Linked DNA regions of Mus musculus: region 1 is linked to region 2. Evidence: chromatin loops called from intact Hi-C (ENCODE). Cell type or tissue: gastrocnemius. All regions are shown on one strand.

What was found. A loop is a pair of places that touch in the nucleus more often than their neighbours do. Peaks named below come from ENCODE experiments on the same cell type or tissue, not always from the same donor. Only the 100,000 strongest peaks of a DNase experiment are listed, where the experiment ranks them.
Region 1: a loop joins it to region 2, with 3 times the contacts of the local background. A loop is called at or near these places in 2 of 42 quality-filtered maps.

The regions. Positions count from the first base shown.
Region 1 is chr13:93,084,732-93,092,731 of GRCm38, forward strand. Cmya5 (cardiomyopathy associated 5) reads right to left here. Exons shown (of 13, transcript NM_023821.3): 2 at 4,389-8,000. Among named protein-coding and RNA genes, the nearest start is that of A630019I02Rik, 6.1 kb to the right of the region's middle. In gastrocnemius, a CTCF peak has its summit at 54 (motif pointing right); DNase peaks (open chromatin) are centred at 4,962, 6,603 and 7,270; H3K27ac peaks cover 989 bases.
Region 2 is chr13:93,715,860-93,723,859 of GRCm38, forward strand. Dmgdh (dimethylglycine dehydrogenase precursor) reads left to right here. Exons shown (of 16, transcript NM_028772.3): 13 at 1,696-1,853; 14 at 4,700-4,759. AW495222 (expressed sequence AW495222) reads right to left here and starts at 3,316. Exons shown (of 3, transcript NR_045086.2): 1 at 3,025-3,316. In gastrocnemius, a CTCF peak has its summit at 3,313 (motif pointing left); a DNase peak (open chromatin) is centred at 3,301.

The DNA of each region.
Region 1 (8,000 bases), 630 kb before region 2:
AAGATTTATTTATTATTATATATAAGTACACTGTAGCTGTCACCAGAAGAGGGCATCAGATCTTATTATGGATGGTTGTGAGCCATCATGTGGTTGCTGCGATTTGAACTCAGGACCTTTGGAAGAGCCGTCAGTGCTCTTAACCGCTGAGCCATCTCTCCAACCCGAGTTCCAGCTTCTTTAATATAATTTTTAGAGATTCACTGTTCTATTTTTCACTAACAAATCAAATTTTGAATAATTTTTTTTGCTGCTTCACCTAAATGGATTTGAAAGATTATGTATGATAAACAGTCGAGTTTTATGGGGCTGGAGAAGTAGCTCGGTTGGTTAATCGCCTTCTTTGCAAGCATAAGGGCAGGAGTTTGGTTCCCAGACCAGTGTAAAGCCAAGTGAATGGATGTGCAAGCTTGTAATCCCAGAAACGGGGTAGTAGAGACATGTGTGTAGTCTACCATGAAGTCATGGTGGTAGGAGGCAGTAGGTCCCTTTGTATTTACAGGTGATTCTAAAATTCCTCAAACTGATAAGCAATGCTCTAGGGTTCAACTGCAGAGTCTATAACACTCATGTCCTTATGAACAGTAATAATTCAAATCCAGAGCTTATTAAACACAAATGCCCATGCATAGGTATGCCTACAGTCACGGGAAGACCAGAGGAAGACCTCTAGTATTATCTTCAGGCACTATCCACCTGTTTTGCTTTTGACAGGGTCTCTCACTTTCCTGGAACTCATCAAGTAGGTTAGGCTGGGTGGCTACTGAGAACAGGGATCTGCCTCCTTCAGGGTATCCAGACACCACTGCATACCAGACTGGAAGGATGAATCGGAGTCTAGAACGAGTACTGTGGAGGGGAGTGGGGGCCTTCTCTGGGAATATTAGCGTTATAGCTCTTTTAGACAATACTCAGTGAAACAGCCCTCTTAGATCATCTTCAATGAAACAGCTTTTGCACATACTTTATTTGGGGTCAACAAGGGTAATGTAAAATCACTGGCTGGAATTTAATGTACTGTGAATGCCTCATTTGTATTAAAGGACATTCCAGGAATCCCAGATGCTTTCTGGGTGGGTTCTTATTGGGTCAGAGGAAGTTGAACTTGTAGGTTTTCCAAGAGCTATGTGACCTTCCTCAGGTCGAGGGCATGGAGGGCAGGTCCCCGTACAAGGTAAGGGAAAGGGAAGCCCTACTGGTAAAAGGGAGTCCTCCACTTTGCACCAAGCTCAGCTATCCGGACATGGTAGGCCTTAAGTAGTAGGATTTCCCAACAACAATCTAGAAAAGTTGGAGGGTGGATGAGGATAGTCCTCAATTCATCCATAGTTCTAAGCGTACAGGTATTCTGGCCTGATGGGTTTCTCCTAATGCTACTTGTATTCTTATGTTAATTTGGGTCCCCCAAATTGTTTGCACAAGAGTCTGTGTCCCCCCACAAGTGTAAGGCACTAAGGGATCCTATCCCCAGTTGATTCTGATTGGAAAATAACGTTGCTGGCAGTCAATGGCCAGGCAGGGCAGACAGAGGCTAGGGACCCAGGGAGGGAGGGAGGGAGAGACGGAGGGAGGGAGGGAGGGAGGGAGGGAGGGAGGGGGGAGGGAGGGAGGGAGGGAGGAGGAGGAGGAGGAGGAAAAGGAGGAGGAGGAGGAAGAGGAGGAGGAGGAGATCCACCATGCAAGGAAAAGGAGATGAGAGATGCCACATGTGAGAAGATGTAGGAGCCAGGAAGAGTGCATCCTAACAGGCCTGAACTGGGTCCAGGGCAGCCAAGGAAGGATACAAAACATAGGAAGTGATAACTCGGGATTATCAGAGGAAGGTGGATTAGCCACATGGAGGTTAGAAAGTGGCTCAGCCACTGAGCTGTTTTAGGTATATCAAAACGTAAAGGCTATGTGTGTGTCTTTCATTAGGGAATGGAAACATTGGGGCGGTAGCAGGAACCCATTACCGGGATTTATTTGATTATTTTATTACTACAAAACAAAAACAAAGCTGAACAACAGAGCTGCAACTGTCCACAGAATGGTGATGACATTACGACATGAAGTCTCATCAAGAAGCTTCTAGTTTCCTGCAGGTCTCAGTCCCCAGCCCCGCCCCCAGCCCTTAGGCTTCTGTGACACAGCTGCATCTTTCTGTAGTTTCTTCTCATACATGTGTTTTTTCCTATATCTTCCACTTCTAGAATGTCCTCATTGCCGTTGGCTATTACAAGATCTCTACCTCATTAAGGCTCAGCCACACCTCAGCTTGTAGAGACATCTTTCCTGTCCCGCCCACTTCTACCCAACCATTAACCCCCAAAGGCTTAGTCTCTCAGCTCCCGAAAGCCAATACCGATCTGAGGAACCTCTAAGTTCACATTCTCATTCTCATTTTCTTCCCCTCTCACCCCCAAGGACTGGCATCCGTCCTGACCTAGAGCAGGAGGTTGACAAACACTGCAAAAGCAGGCAAGTAGAGAGTCAAGGATGAAATTAAATGAATAAGGGGCAGTCGTCACCATGTTGGGGATGGCGGCCGACAGTCCGGGAAGAAGCACAAAAGTCCACCCGGAAGGTGCTATCGATTTCTCTAGTTACAGCTGTTTGTGATATAATTTTACTTTCTTAATTTTTTAAGATTTACTTATTTATGTATATGAGTGTTTTGCCTACATGTACACATGTGCACCACAGGTCTTAGAAGAGGGCATTATTTTCTTGGAATCAGAGTTATGGATGCCTGTATGCTGCCATGTGGGCACTAGAAACTGAACCTAGTTTCTCTGCAAGAGCAGCCAGTGCTCATAACTGCTGAGCCATCTCTCCAGCCCCCAGTTTTTCTTTTTTTGAAAGTTGCCTCCAACTCTTAATCTTGGATAACTCAGTGAAAAAAGAAAATCAAGCCTTCCTGGCTTTAGTCAACTGGTTTTCACTTTTCTCCTTCCCACTATCTTTAGAGAATATCAAACAAACAACAAACAAAACCTTTACAGTGTTTTTTTTTAAGATGACATCATCTTACTTTTGATCTGTTTTTAAAAGTTTGAAAAAATTATATGATCTGAAGAGATCAGAGTATGACTTTTGGACTCTTTAAATTGTCAACATCTAGAAAAAACTTAGCTATCATCATCATCATCATCATGGTGTATGGAAAACTGAGGCTTGTTTCTGCAGACAGTGACCAGTAGCTGTCAGTCTTCAAAGCAAATGTAATTATAGCATAGGGCTCATTTCAGTGGAGTTAACACATCCATGGCTTTTAGAAACACATTTGTGTGGAATCTGTTGAGATTCCCCTTCCTCCAAACTTTAACAGGATAAACGTAAATAAAATTTCACCCTAGAGGAATAAGAGAGAATTAATTTGATAGGAAAAATACCCAGATTCTAAAGTGCAATTCTATTTAATCAGAATCAGTGACAATTATTTAACAGCAACATCACTGAAGGGTAGTTTGAGAATCAGTGATGGCACATCACTGAGTCAAACATACAGACATACAGCCAAGAGCATAAACTACAATATCAGACCAAATCACTTAAACTCCCTGAGCCCATTCCATTACTGTTGAGGAACTAAGAGAATTAAAATGTACTTTATACACGAAGAACTCAATGCATGCTGGCACAGAGAAAGTCCTTGAGTTTTGTTATTATTTACTAATTTTAAGATCCTGACTGCTCTATGTTGAAGAGTGTGTGAAAATAGAAGATGATTGGGGGGTGGATGGGTGCTCAGTGAATGGGTGCTCAGTAGATGGGTGCTCAGTGGATGGATGCTCAGTGGATGAGTGGATGGGTGCTCAGTGGATGAGTGCTCAGTGGATGGGTGCTCAGTGGATGAGTGTTCAGTGGATGGGTTCTCAGTGGTTGGGTACTCAGTGGATGGATGCTCAGTGAATGGGTGTTCAGTGGATGGTTGCTTAGCAGATGGGTGCTCAGTGGATGGTTGCTTAGTGGTTCCATGTTTCTCAACAGCATCTCTGGCGAAATGTGATATAATGAGACTCAAAATTAAAATCTTACTGTTTCAAGCATTTTTTAGCATTTAGAATAGAATTGGCTAGGGTAGTAGATTCAAATTTTAAAGGACAAAATTATTGATCACAGAAAGTAATTGCTTTGTGTGCTAATGTGTAGCATTTTACTTTTTTATAACATTAAGGGTCTTTGTTATGAGATAGCAATTTCCTTAGAACCTAGAAAAGTGCTCTGACACATATTCTACCCATAAAAATAACAGATAAGCTAGTCGTAACTAAGTTCTTAGAGAAATATCCATATGTTTTCAGACCATTTTGCTTAAAATAAATATTAAATAGCGGTCATTTTTAAGAAAATGTGAAAGCAAACCCAATATCTATGTACGATTTGTGTGTGTTAAGTTGGTTTACCTTAACAGCACTTATAGCCGTGTCGAGTGCTGAAACCTCGTGGTCTTTGTGAATGTCCAGTGCCTTGTCCATTTCAGAGACCAGGCTTTTGCAGGTGTAGCAGTAAGATTCAGCCTGAGTCTTTTTCGGTTCCTTTTGTGTCTTAGCGGTCACTGATTCTCTTGCTGATTGGTCTTCTGTCCTGTCCCACACTTCCTGTGAAGCAGACATTCTTGGTTCCCCCTCACTCGTGAGCTCCTGTTCCCTGATGTGCTCAAAGGATTCTGATCCTTGAGATAACACTTCTTTGGGTGAGGATTCTGAACCTGGCTCTTCTGGTAAGATGGCTTGACTGGCTGCTTCCTGATTCAGAGAGCCAACAAAGTCATACTCATCCTGCACAGGGGTATTGTGGAGCCTCTCTTCCCGGGACACAGATGGGACCAGCCTCTCTTGCAATACTTCAGGAGCATAGGTGGCACCTGCTGCAGATTCTTCTTCTGGGAAAGACTCTTGTACGGGGACATTCAGATTGACATCTGGACTTGCATTTCCTGCCTCATTACCCTGGCTGCTTGGCTCACTCTCCAGAACACAGCGGGTGTCCTGGAATGGAACTGCATAGCTCATCTTCTGGGTGACTGCTCTGACTTGCTCTGTAATGGGAGCTTTCTGCTGCATTGCCGCCTCATCAAGGGTCTCCATGTGGCCTGTGGGTTCTCCTTCCCGGCCAACAACTTTGTGCTGTTCTTCCAGATTTTTCTCCCAAAAACTAGTTTCAGGCTTTCTCCTGATCTCTCTTTCTGCAACTCTCAGTTGCTGTGAATCCTCTTCACCAACTGGCTTTTCTTCCAGGCCTTGGCCTTGATCTTCTTGAGTTACAGTTTCGTCATGAAGAATGTCGTCTTTGAGTATGTACTTCTCAAAATACATACCTGGTCCATCATCAGTGTCAGAATGTCGCCTTGGGAATGATGTCTCAGAGTCCACACTGTCACCTTCTGAAGCTGTTTCGCCTTCATTTTTCTCCCCACCCGCCCCTTCATACAGATCCTTATAGAAGAAGGAAAGTGCTGGGGGCTCCTCTAGCAGCTCAGGGTTGACAGCCTTGGGGGTGGTGGGAAATATTTGTCTTTTTGATAGAACTCCTTCCTCCACATCAAATAAAGGCATCCCAGGAGACCTGGAGTCCACATCTCTACTGATACCCTTTGGAGCATTTCTGTCATCTGGTTTTTGGATAGCCAAAGACTTTTGCATCTCTGCATGAGATAATTTGCTATCATCCTTTTCTGGCCCATAAAAGCTCTCGTCTAACTTTACTAAGTTATATTCATGGTCTAGGGCCTGTTCAGCTGAACTTTCTGGGAAAGAAGTCAGTGTTTTGGTGGCTTCCTCTGAAGATTCCTCAACAGTTGATTTCTGTTTTCCTGAGCCTGGGGAGAGGTTATAATCAATCAAAGTATATTTTTCAAAATAATCCTCTTCACCAGAAACTGTGGGTTGGATAGGTGTGAAATCACCCATTCCTGAGTCTGTGGCTATCTCCTCCTTTGTCTTATGAGTTTCCTTTGTCTCATTTTCCTTCAGTGATGTAATTTTCCTATCAGGAACTTCTAACTTGCTCTTCTGCGTTTTATGGGAAGCAGCTGCCTTCTTCTCATCATGAACAGATATGCTTTTAAATGAAGCTTTCTCTTCCAAATACTGTAACTTATCTTGCATTTGTTCACTTTCTTCCTGATCCACTGAAGGGATGAAGGCAGGGGCATGGATATTCAATATCTCGCAGCCTTCAGAAATGATGCTAAAGGCACTCTTCTGATCTTCTGAAAGGCCAGCTGGCTTGCTGGTTACTGAAAATTCTTCATCTTTCACAGAGGTGCCTTCAGGCTCCTGGGCTGTGCCTCCCATAGGAGGAACTCCATCAGCACTGATCTCTGATGCACTAAGCATAAACTGAGTATAGTTACTTGCTGCTGAAGAGGGCGGTTCGTTTCTGTGCACATCTTCCACAGCTTCCAAGTGATGCTTTGAAATAAGAACAGACTGTTTCAGCATCTCTTCCGTGTAGTCTTTAGATGTCTGGAAAGTGTGGACTGTGGGCCTGTCTGACCATGTTTCTTGTTTCTTCACTGTATGTTCTACAGAAGTTCCTAAAACAAGAGTTTGTGGTTCTACAGCTGACGGCTGAGTTGGCGGCGTTCCTAAATGCTTTGTTTCATCAGTCATGTCTGATACCCTAGCAGCATCCTTAGATAGGGGTCTTGGCTGCACACTTCCATCTTCCGCAGCCACTGAAGCACCAAGGGACAACTCGGGCATCACGAACCGCCTCCTTTCCTCTTTGAGATCCACTCTACTCTCACCTGACTTTTCCAACTCCAGATTTCCTTCCTGAGTAAGAGAATGGCCATCCGTTTCCTCTCCATGGGGAGACTCCACACGGGAAACCTTGGTTTTCTCTACTAAAGTTTTACCTTCTTCCTGGGGATGTGGTTGGGTTTCTGCTGCCTTTCTCTCCCTAATTTCTGGGTATACCTCTGTGACTATATGTTCTGGTTTTTCAACAACTGGTGTTGGTTTAGCCAGCAAATGTGGTTGAGCCTTATCCAAAGAAACAGCTGATGCTCCAGGCACAGGCATGGCTGCAGGGGGGTATTCTTGCTTCTCTCCTTCTGAAAATACCCATTCCTGCACTTCCTTTTCTCTCCTATCCAAAGCAAGAGTCTTGCTGGGTTTTTCCATGAGCTTTTCAGTTGGAGAGATGCGCTGTTCAAGCCTCTCAGCAGCTTTTGATTCTTCCAATTTGAAAGGTCGAGATTCCGGCATCCTTTGCAACTCTCCTACTGCTTCATTTTCCCTGAGTTCCAAGGGAGCCATGATTTCTTGCTTCTCTGCCAGGCCCCTCTTCCCTGCCAAGGAAAATGATCTAGTTTCCCAGCCATCCTTCTCCTCTGTTGGACGTTCCACTTCCTCTTCACAATGTTCCAAAGAAGTGGGTTTTGGCATTTCTTGTCTAAGTCTGTCTTCACCAAGATCACTTAAACTGCCTTTTGATTCCACTGGCAGAATCATTGATGCTGGTTCCTCTGAGTTCATCCTTGTGAAGGCGGACTGGGCTGATTTGGGCTTCTGTGGCATTCTATCTACTACGTCAGATGACGAGAGCCATGTTTCCTTGTGATCACTGCTTGGCTCTTCCTTACGTGCAGAAATATTCCACATAGACGGAGAAGAGACCTCTGGCTTCTGGCGTCTTTGGCTCTCAGTAATATGAAGAGGAGCCATGTTTTGGGCTTCTTCCATACCCACTTTCTCACCCATAGGGGAACAAGGATGAATTCCAGGATGTTTGTCACCAACTGAAGTAGCTAAGCTTTCGCCCATTCCTTCTGAGAAGCCTGGCAGTTCCTTCTGCCCATAGTTTTCAGAGTTAGACTTAGGTTGCTTTAAAACGTCTTCGTTTGATAAAAATGTGAGTTTTTCTTTAAGGTCTTGACTTATGCTGGATTTAACTGAAACGCCTTTGGGCTCCTCGGCCAGTTTAACTGTGACCTCAGGTAATGAATGAACCGCTGGCTTCTCGGCTATATTAACCTCAGCAGGAACTGTACCTTTAGGCTCTATGGC
Region 2 (8,000 bases):
CACACACACACACTCACATATAACCACACATACACACTCACACATAACCACACACACACACTCACACACACTATAGACTATCACACACTGTCACAACCTCACAGTGCACACACACACACACTCATACATTGTCACACCCACAGTGTGTCTCATACACACTCATACATATACACTCACACATACACACAGTGTCACACATACCAGATACACTGTCACACCCTCACAGTATATCTCACACACAATCACACACATATACATACACACACATTTACACATACTGCATACTGTCATACACTGTCACACCCTCACAGTGCATTTTATACACATTCGTACATAACCACACTCACACACACGCACAACTACACAGTCACACCCTCACTGTACATGCTCACACATACTCACACACACACACATACACATACACACACACACACACACTCACACATAACCCCACATAGTCATACCCTCATAGTGCATCCTCTCTCTCTCTCTTTCACACACACACACACACACACACACACATACACCCTCACAGTCACAATACATTCTTACACATACTCACACTCATATGCTCACTCACACACACTCATGCACACTCAGTCTCCCTCCACCCCTCTGTCTAACTTTCTCTGATTCTGAAGAAAGATTTCTTCTGCCCAACTCTAAGACAAGAAGTCTGTTGGCCATGCCTACTCTTTATGGAGCTTCCACTGGTTTCTAGTCGCTTCTCTTTGGAAGTGTAGATGAGAAAGGAACAAAAGATGGTCATTAGAATAAATGGAAGGCCACAGTGGCGTGATATATGGGAACACTCACAGATAGTGTGACTTCCAGCCCATCGTGACTACACCAAGCTTTCCACTAGAACTCTCACTCTTCCTGATGCTGCAACCCTTTAGTACAGCTCCTCAGTTGTGGTGGCCCCCAACCATAAAATTATTTCATAAAATCATTGCATATTGCTATGTCATAGCTCTAATTTTGCCAGTGTTATGGAGTGTAAATATCTGTGTTTTCTAGTAACCCCATGATAGGATTTGTTAGACACCCCCCCCCCCCCAAGGGGACGTAACCCACAGGTTGAGAACTGCTGCACGGATGAGGGCCCCTGGCTTTACCCATTGAGCCATTGTGGGCACCCTACCCGGCCCCAGACCTCCAGCGTGTGCTTTTTAAAAATGTGAATTCCGGGCAAACTTGGATCTTCGTGCTTACCCACATGATAAGTACTGTCTGAACTTGCTCCTCACCCTCTTTAAAGTTGTTATTTTGTTGTGTTTTATTTTTAAACAGTGTCTCAGTAGCCAAGGCTGGCCCTGGGCTCACAAACCTCTCTCAGCTTTCTGAGTGTCGGGATCACAGATGCCCTCCCATACCCAGACGAACCCTGTGAAAACATGTGTTAGTTGTTTACTACCGTTGCCCTGGAAACTTTGGAGGCTCGTATGGGGCCAGGGTCCGGGCTAAAAAGTGAATCTGACTGCTCTCTGTGCAGGAGTCTCTCTGTGCAGGAGTCAGGCTTACACACAAATGGTCACTGAACTGACTGCTCCTTGTGAGCTGTTCTTTTAAAGACCACCAAAGGTTGCTTTGTGCTGGTGGGGTTTTCTCCTACACGTGTTAGTTAATGGATGTGAGCGCAGGCCCTGCCAGCACCACTCTCATGCCTGTGTGGGCCCTGCCTGTGCATTTCAGGTGAGCTGGGCTGGGAGCTGTACCACAGACGAGAAGATTCTGCGACGCTTTATGAGCGCATCATGAGTGCCGGCCAGGAGGAGGGCATCGGCGACTTTGGAACTTACGCCCTGAACGCTTTGAGACTGGAGAAGGCTTTCCGAGCCTGGGGCTCCGAGGTTTGCATGCTAGCATCCTCACTAACGGATGCTTACCTTACTGTATCTAATGTTGGGAGACTAGTTTTCATAGCATTACTACTATCAGTTCCAGCTAGAAGAGAAATCAAATGCCATTAAATGACTTTGAGTAGGGAAAGAACTCCCCTGCCTCTCTGCTTTCCAGATGAGCACTGACTGGGTTTGGGGGTAACGTTTATTCTGCCTTAATTCCCCCTGCTTAGTGGTGAACCCCAGACATTTTCTGGCAGGCACACGCCAGAGGATCTGAGTATCACCTCTCACATCCTTGCTTTCCCTCTGTTACGTTTCATTTCCCTCTCACAATCATCCTTAGGCGAACTAATGTCCTTTTCTTTTGAGGGACAGGGACAGTGGTCCCGTGTGTGTGGGTCTAGTCTTCCCCACCAGTGGGAATCAAGAGCTTCTCTGTGTACAATTGTTAACCACTTACACAACATTTTTATATGCATTGATTCTGCTTTGCTTCTGTCTTAGTTTCCTTCCTGTTTCTGTGGGGGAAAAAAATACCCTGACAGAAGCGAATTCAGGGAGAAAGGGTTTCTTTCAGTTCACAGGTCCAGGTTACAGTCCTTCAGAGTGGGGAAGTCACAGTGACAGTGGCTTGAGAGAACTGGTCATGTCACATCCATAGTCTAAAATGATTGCAAGCCCCTGGACAGCTGCTAACTGGCTTCCTGCACTTTACCCAGGATCCCCTGCCCAGGGAATGTGGTGTCCACAATTATGAAGGGTCTTCCCACATTGACTGTTGTCATCAAGATAAAGCCCCTATGCGCGTTCCCAGAAGCCCTTGTTCTATGACTTAGCTTTACCACGACTCTTATTTTGCATACATTCACTGGGTTCATTGAGCCCCCAACATCCAGATTCCTGTGACCAGGGTCCTATTTACCTTGTGGGAGAAACAAAACCCTAACTTTTACAGAGAACTGACGTTTTAGGGGCCATTGTAAACATGAGCTTCCGAGTGGGGACTCTGGGGTTTAAATCTATCCTTTACTTAACTCTTGGCTGGCTGGCCTGCTCTCTTATAAAATGGAGTATTTATCCTAAAGAATCAGCGCAGACGTAGAGATGGTTAGTAATGAGCCGAACAAACACACTATACAGTTAATTTCTAGGTTAACCTGAGAGCTCAGGTACTTACCCTTGGGCCTTCTCATTGATGCAAGCTTGCAGGAAGCCGGTCCTGCCTGCTGCAGCGAACTCAAGTTTACAGCCAGGACTCAGGCAAGGCCAGCTGCCCTCAGAAAACAAAACAAATTTGTCCCCATGCTCAGGAAAAAGGACAGAGAAGCCACCCCTTGAGAGTTAAACATCGCTGTATTCTAGCCTCAATTTTTCTGATGTTTTTGGTTTTTTTGTTTTTCCTTCTGCTTCCTCTCCCTGGGCTCCATTTTAGGGTCCTCTTTCCCAACAGTGCCAGAGCGCCCTCTAGTGCAGAAACATCGGCGAAGTCGCTCTGTTTCCCTGAAAAAAAAAATCTCTAATTTTGGCAGACTGAAAAATAATTTCAGAGTAACTCAAACTAATTTAGGAAATATGAGAACACTTTTATGTGGTGTAAAGTAGTCTTACGTTTATCTAGTTTATGTCGACTCTTTGGGAGGTTAGAGCAGGCAGTTCTCATTCCCATAAAGAAATGAACAACAAAAAACCCGACTTCCAGAAAGGTCCTCTGCTCATTAACACTTAACTGAGTACATCGAGGTATTCTGTTCCCATTTCTATACATTTAGCAGTTCCTCCTGAGTTCATCTCTTTCATTTCCCCTCAGTTCTCATCGTATAAATTAGAATCTTCAAAAACCCCTTAAAAACAAAACAGTGATAAAAACCCCCTAACTTCATTCAGGTTTAGAACTAAATATTGGATTTCCCCTGAATTGATGCATCCTATCTCGAGTCAGCTAGTTCTGAGCTTTAATCCTCCCTTCCCGTTTTCTTTCTAGAACTCTGCAAAAGCCAGTGTTCTGTCACCTGCTTTCCCCTCTTTACCCCCATTCATGGCTAAATGCAAGCTAAGCAAAGTTACTTGTTACTTTTTTAAAAACACAATTATGTAATTAAAATTATTACATAACATACATGAGATTCTTGTTTGTGAAACACCATGTACTAGCCTTCAAATATTTATTAAGGTAAAAGATCGGAGGCCAGAGAGATGGCTCAGTGGTTAAGAGCACTGTGTGTGCTTCTCCTGCAGAGAAGCAGAGGTCAGTTCCCAGCATCCTCGATGGGCAGCCCCGTTACTTCAGTTCTGGGAGAGCACACCTGCACACACCCACACGCAGACATGAACACATACATGTACACGCAATGAAAACAGATAAATTCATTAACACCTTTAAAATAAAAGAGCAGTGGAAACCAACCCAATGTTCAGTCTCTGTGTTTGCCATATTTAAAAATAACAGCATTTGCCAAAGGCTTCATTTGAATGGAAAATACTGCTTCAGAGACTAGTCCATAATTGGTCTTTTAAAGAATCTTTACTCAAAAACCATCCAGTGTCCTTAATTCTGGGGAGACTAATATAAGAAAGTGATGTCTCTGTTTCTATCATTGTTATGCATCAGCTCAAGGTGGGAGCCAGTGTTTGCCAGTATTTGCTGAGTGAAGGTAATGGGTTTGTTTCTGTTTTAGTAATCTCTTCATCTCCCCTCGCCCTGTACTTGCTGGGAGTGGTGGTGAACTCCTTTAATCCCCTACCTGGAGGAAGAGGCAGGCAGATCTCTCTGAAGTCCTTTTAAGGACAGCGCAGTTCTTCAGTGAACCAAATTAGCAGGCTCACCTGGGATTCAAAACCTGTTTCCCTTCCAGATGAACTGTGACACAAACCCCTTGGAAGCTGGGCTGGAATATTTCGTGAAGCTGAATAAGGTATGTTTACGTTCCCCAGGGTGTATGAAATGAATGTGAAGGTGATGGCAGTGTTTTACGACAGAGCCACGCTTTCTTTAAAACTTAGCCAAGTGTGACTACAGAAGAAACGAGTTGAATATAAATACTAAACATGGCTTGATGCTCCGTGTGAATTATCCGCCGTAATTTGATCAGCTTCACTGTGGAAGAGCCTGGAGACGTAAGGCAGCAGAACTCAACTTCTTTAAGGGTTAAGACTTAAAACCCAAGGCGCTGGAGAGATGGCTCAGTGGTTAAAAGCACTGACTGCATTTTTCAGAGAACCTGGGTTCAAGTCCCAGCACCCACGTGGCACCTCACAATTATCTGTAATCCCAGTTCCAGGGCATCCCACACCCTCACACAGACATGCATGCAGGCAAAGCACCGATGCACATAAAATTTTTTAAAAATAGTTAAAAGAAGACTAAAACCCAAGGTGAAAGTTAGTAAAAATCACAAGATGATTAACAGATTTCAACAGGCATCTTTATAGAAATTGTGCTGCATGTATGTTGTGTGTGTATCAGCCACCCCTGGTGGCTGGTGAGGTTGCGCGTCAGCTAAGCAAGCAGTAAGGACATTGACTTTCCCTGGATGCTTAAAGGATAGAAGAGCCTCGCCACATTGGGTTAAGCAGGGGTTTATGATTCAGTTTTGCGTCTAATGATAACATCTAAATGTAAACACAAGATGTGTTTCCAACGTGCCCAGTACCAAGTGTGTATTTACTGAGGAGGCCAACACAGGTCCAGAGAACTATTATTCACATCGATATGCCAAAGGGACACTCTACATCAGTGGTCCTCAGCCCACCAGGCTCAGTCTCATCTGTAAACTTGTTAGAAATGTCAATTCTCAGGTCCAACCCTAGACTCACTAAAAGCAGAATTTCGGGGAGCCTGGACAACAAAGCTGTGTTTTAATAAACCCTACGGGGGTTCCTAAGAGTCGAGAAACCCCACCGGTGCTGCATAACTACTGTGGAAACTTATATCATTGGAGGCCATTTCTTTGTGGCCCTGCCCGTTGGAGCCAGCCCTACACATGGAAATAAGGTCATGCCACTGAGCAGTGCTTCAGAGCTTCAGAGTCACATGAAAGAATGTAAAAGGACTTGCCTAAGTAGGTGATGGTGGCAAGGTTAGGAGGAACAGCTGCTGTCAGGCTACTGGTTAGGATTCTCCAAATACACCGCCATGTTTCTGAGCTCTAGGCTGGTTTCCTCTCCCGTGGGAATATGTGAGCTTGTGTCTATAAATCGGGCTATGGGAACTTTTTTAATGCTTGGCATCAGCTCCCAAATTCCCAGCTGAAGTATTAACAGGAAATGTGTGTACTTGTTGTGCTTGACTTCGGGGGGCAAGGACCCCATTTAAAGAATTCTTAAAGGAATCCATCTTTCCTGTGCATTTTCCCTGGCTTTTATTTTTATGATGTGCCATCTGTCTCTAGATGAGGGAAAGCAGGTGCTTGGAATTTGAGCAGCTCCTAGCAGCAGATTGCTCCTTGTGGTGACAGAAGTCTGAATTTGACTGTTTAAAATAAAGATAAAAATGTCTGACTCCTCCAAGCACCTAGCTCTCTGCTGCCGGCCCCAGGAGGGATCGGTTCTTCGGCTTCTGTGTTCTGGATATTACTGTGGGAAGGAGGTCTCAGTGAGTGATGTCTTCATACGGAAATGGATGCTTTAAGATGTTCTTTATGACGATCAGCAGGTGCACATGTGAATTTATTAGATCTTTTAAATGATATAATCAAATAACCGAAACTGAGCTCCAAAGCAAATTGTTTAAAAGATGCTAATTTTGACTGAGGACATGTTTTTGGATGCTGAATTGTTGGTTCTTATTCAGGTGTCAAAGAGTTAGTTCTTGATGACTGTGTTGGATAAATAGAGAGCCCAAGGACTTGGCCCTACCTACCTACCTAGGCTGGGTCTTTTCCACCATGGGATGAAGTCAGATGGTTGCTATCAACCTCACAGGAGAGAAGATACTGCTAATTTCTCAGACAAGAGACTAGATTCGATTGACAGTTGTGACACCCTGCTGGTGGTGTCACAACTTTGTCATAGCTTTGCAATCTATGATGAGAGACAGCTTCCTGGAAATAAATACTGTAACCTAAGCTATATAACTTGAGAAGTCAAGTCCTGTGCCTATGAGCCAAAACTGTTACTCAGACATTTAACGTACAGAAAGATGTCCCTTTCAAAGCCTGTTGGACGGTGTTCTATAAGATTTAAAAGGACAGTAATTACCAAAACCCACGTTGCTTTGGAAAATAGATGCCAGGCAGAAGCAGAGGAGAATACAGGGTAATATTTGGTTTTGATAGTGAAAAAAAAATGATAACAACTTTAGAATTTTATTGAAACCATTTCTTCCCTTTCTTTATCCCCAAAGTTAATAATTAGAATCTTTCCCTAAATCCTTAAATGCTCAACACGTGACAGCAGCCATAGTGAGAAGATATGGAGAGGTAGCTGTCAGAGTGGGGAGGGGTTAGGTGGGATGGGACTTGGCATTCCCTCTGCCTTTGAGGGTGGGAGCAAGTCACAGGGAGGTGACACCACCTGAGGAAGAGCATCCCTTTAGGCCAAGTCTGAAGTTGAGTGTGACACCTCGTCACCTGTCACTTTCGACCACAGTCCTCTTTCCTATGGGCTTAGTGGTCCTGACACTCTACCCTGGAACTCCATAGACTGTCTTATAAATCGAGACACACACACACACACACACACACACACACACACACACACACACACACATGCACAGCATGGTTGTATGCCCATTTTCAGGAGGAGCATGAGGGAGAAGAGCAGTCACCAGCATTGTTAAAGTGAACCATGTTCTTGTCAAAACTGCTGAGGAGGTAGAAAGGAAGAAATGAAAAACAAGAATCTTCCATTACCAGCTCAGCTCCTTCTCGGGCACTGGCGATTGTGAAAGACACAACACATGCACTCACACACATATACACACCACTCAGGATACACTTTTACACTCATAGACAAACACACAGAGACACACAGTCATAGAGGTCACTGTGATCATCAATCAGTGTTCAGTGTGTGTGGGTCATTGATGTGGTCAGCTGTTGCAGTCACTACTTTTGTGGTCACTGTGGTGATCAATCATAGCAGTCACTGTCATGTCCACAGGCACACTTATACATATGTACATACACAGGCACTCACGCACACACATGCATACAC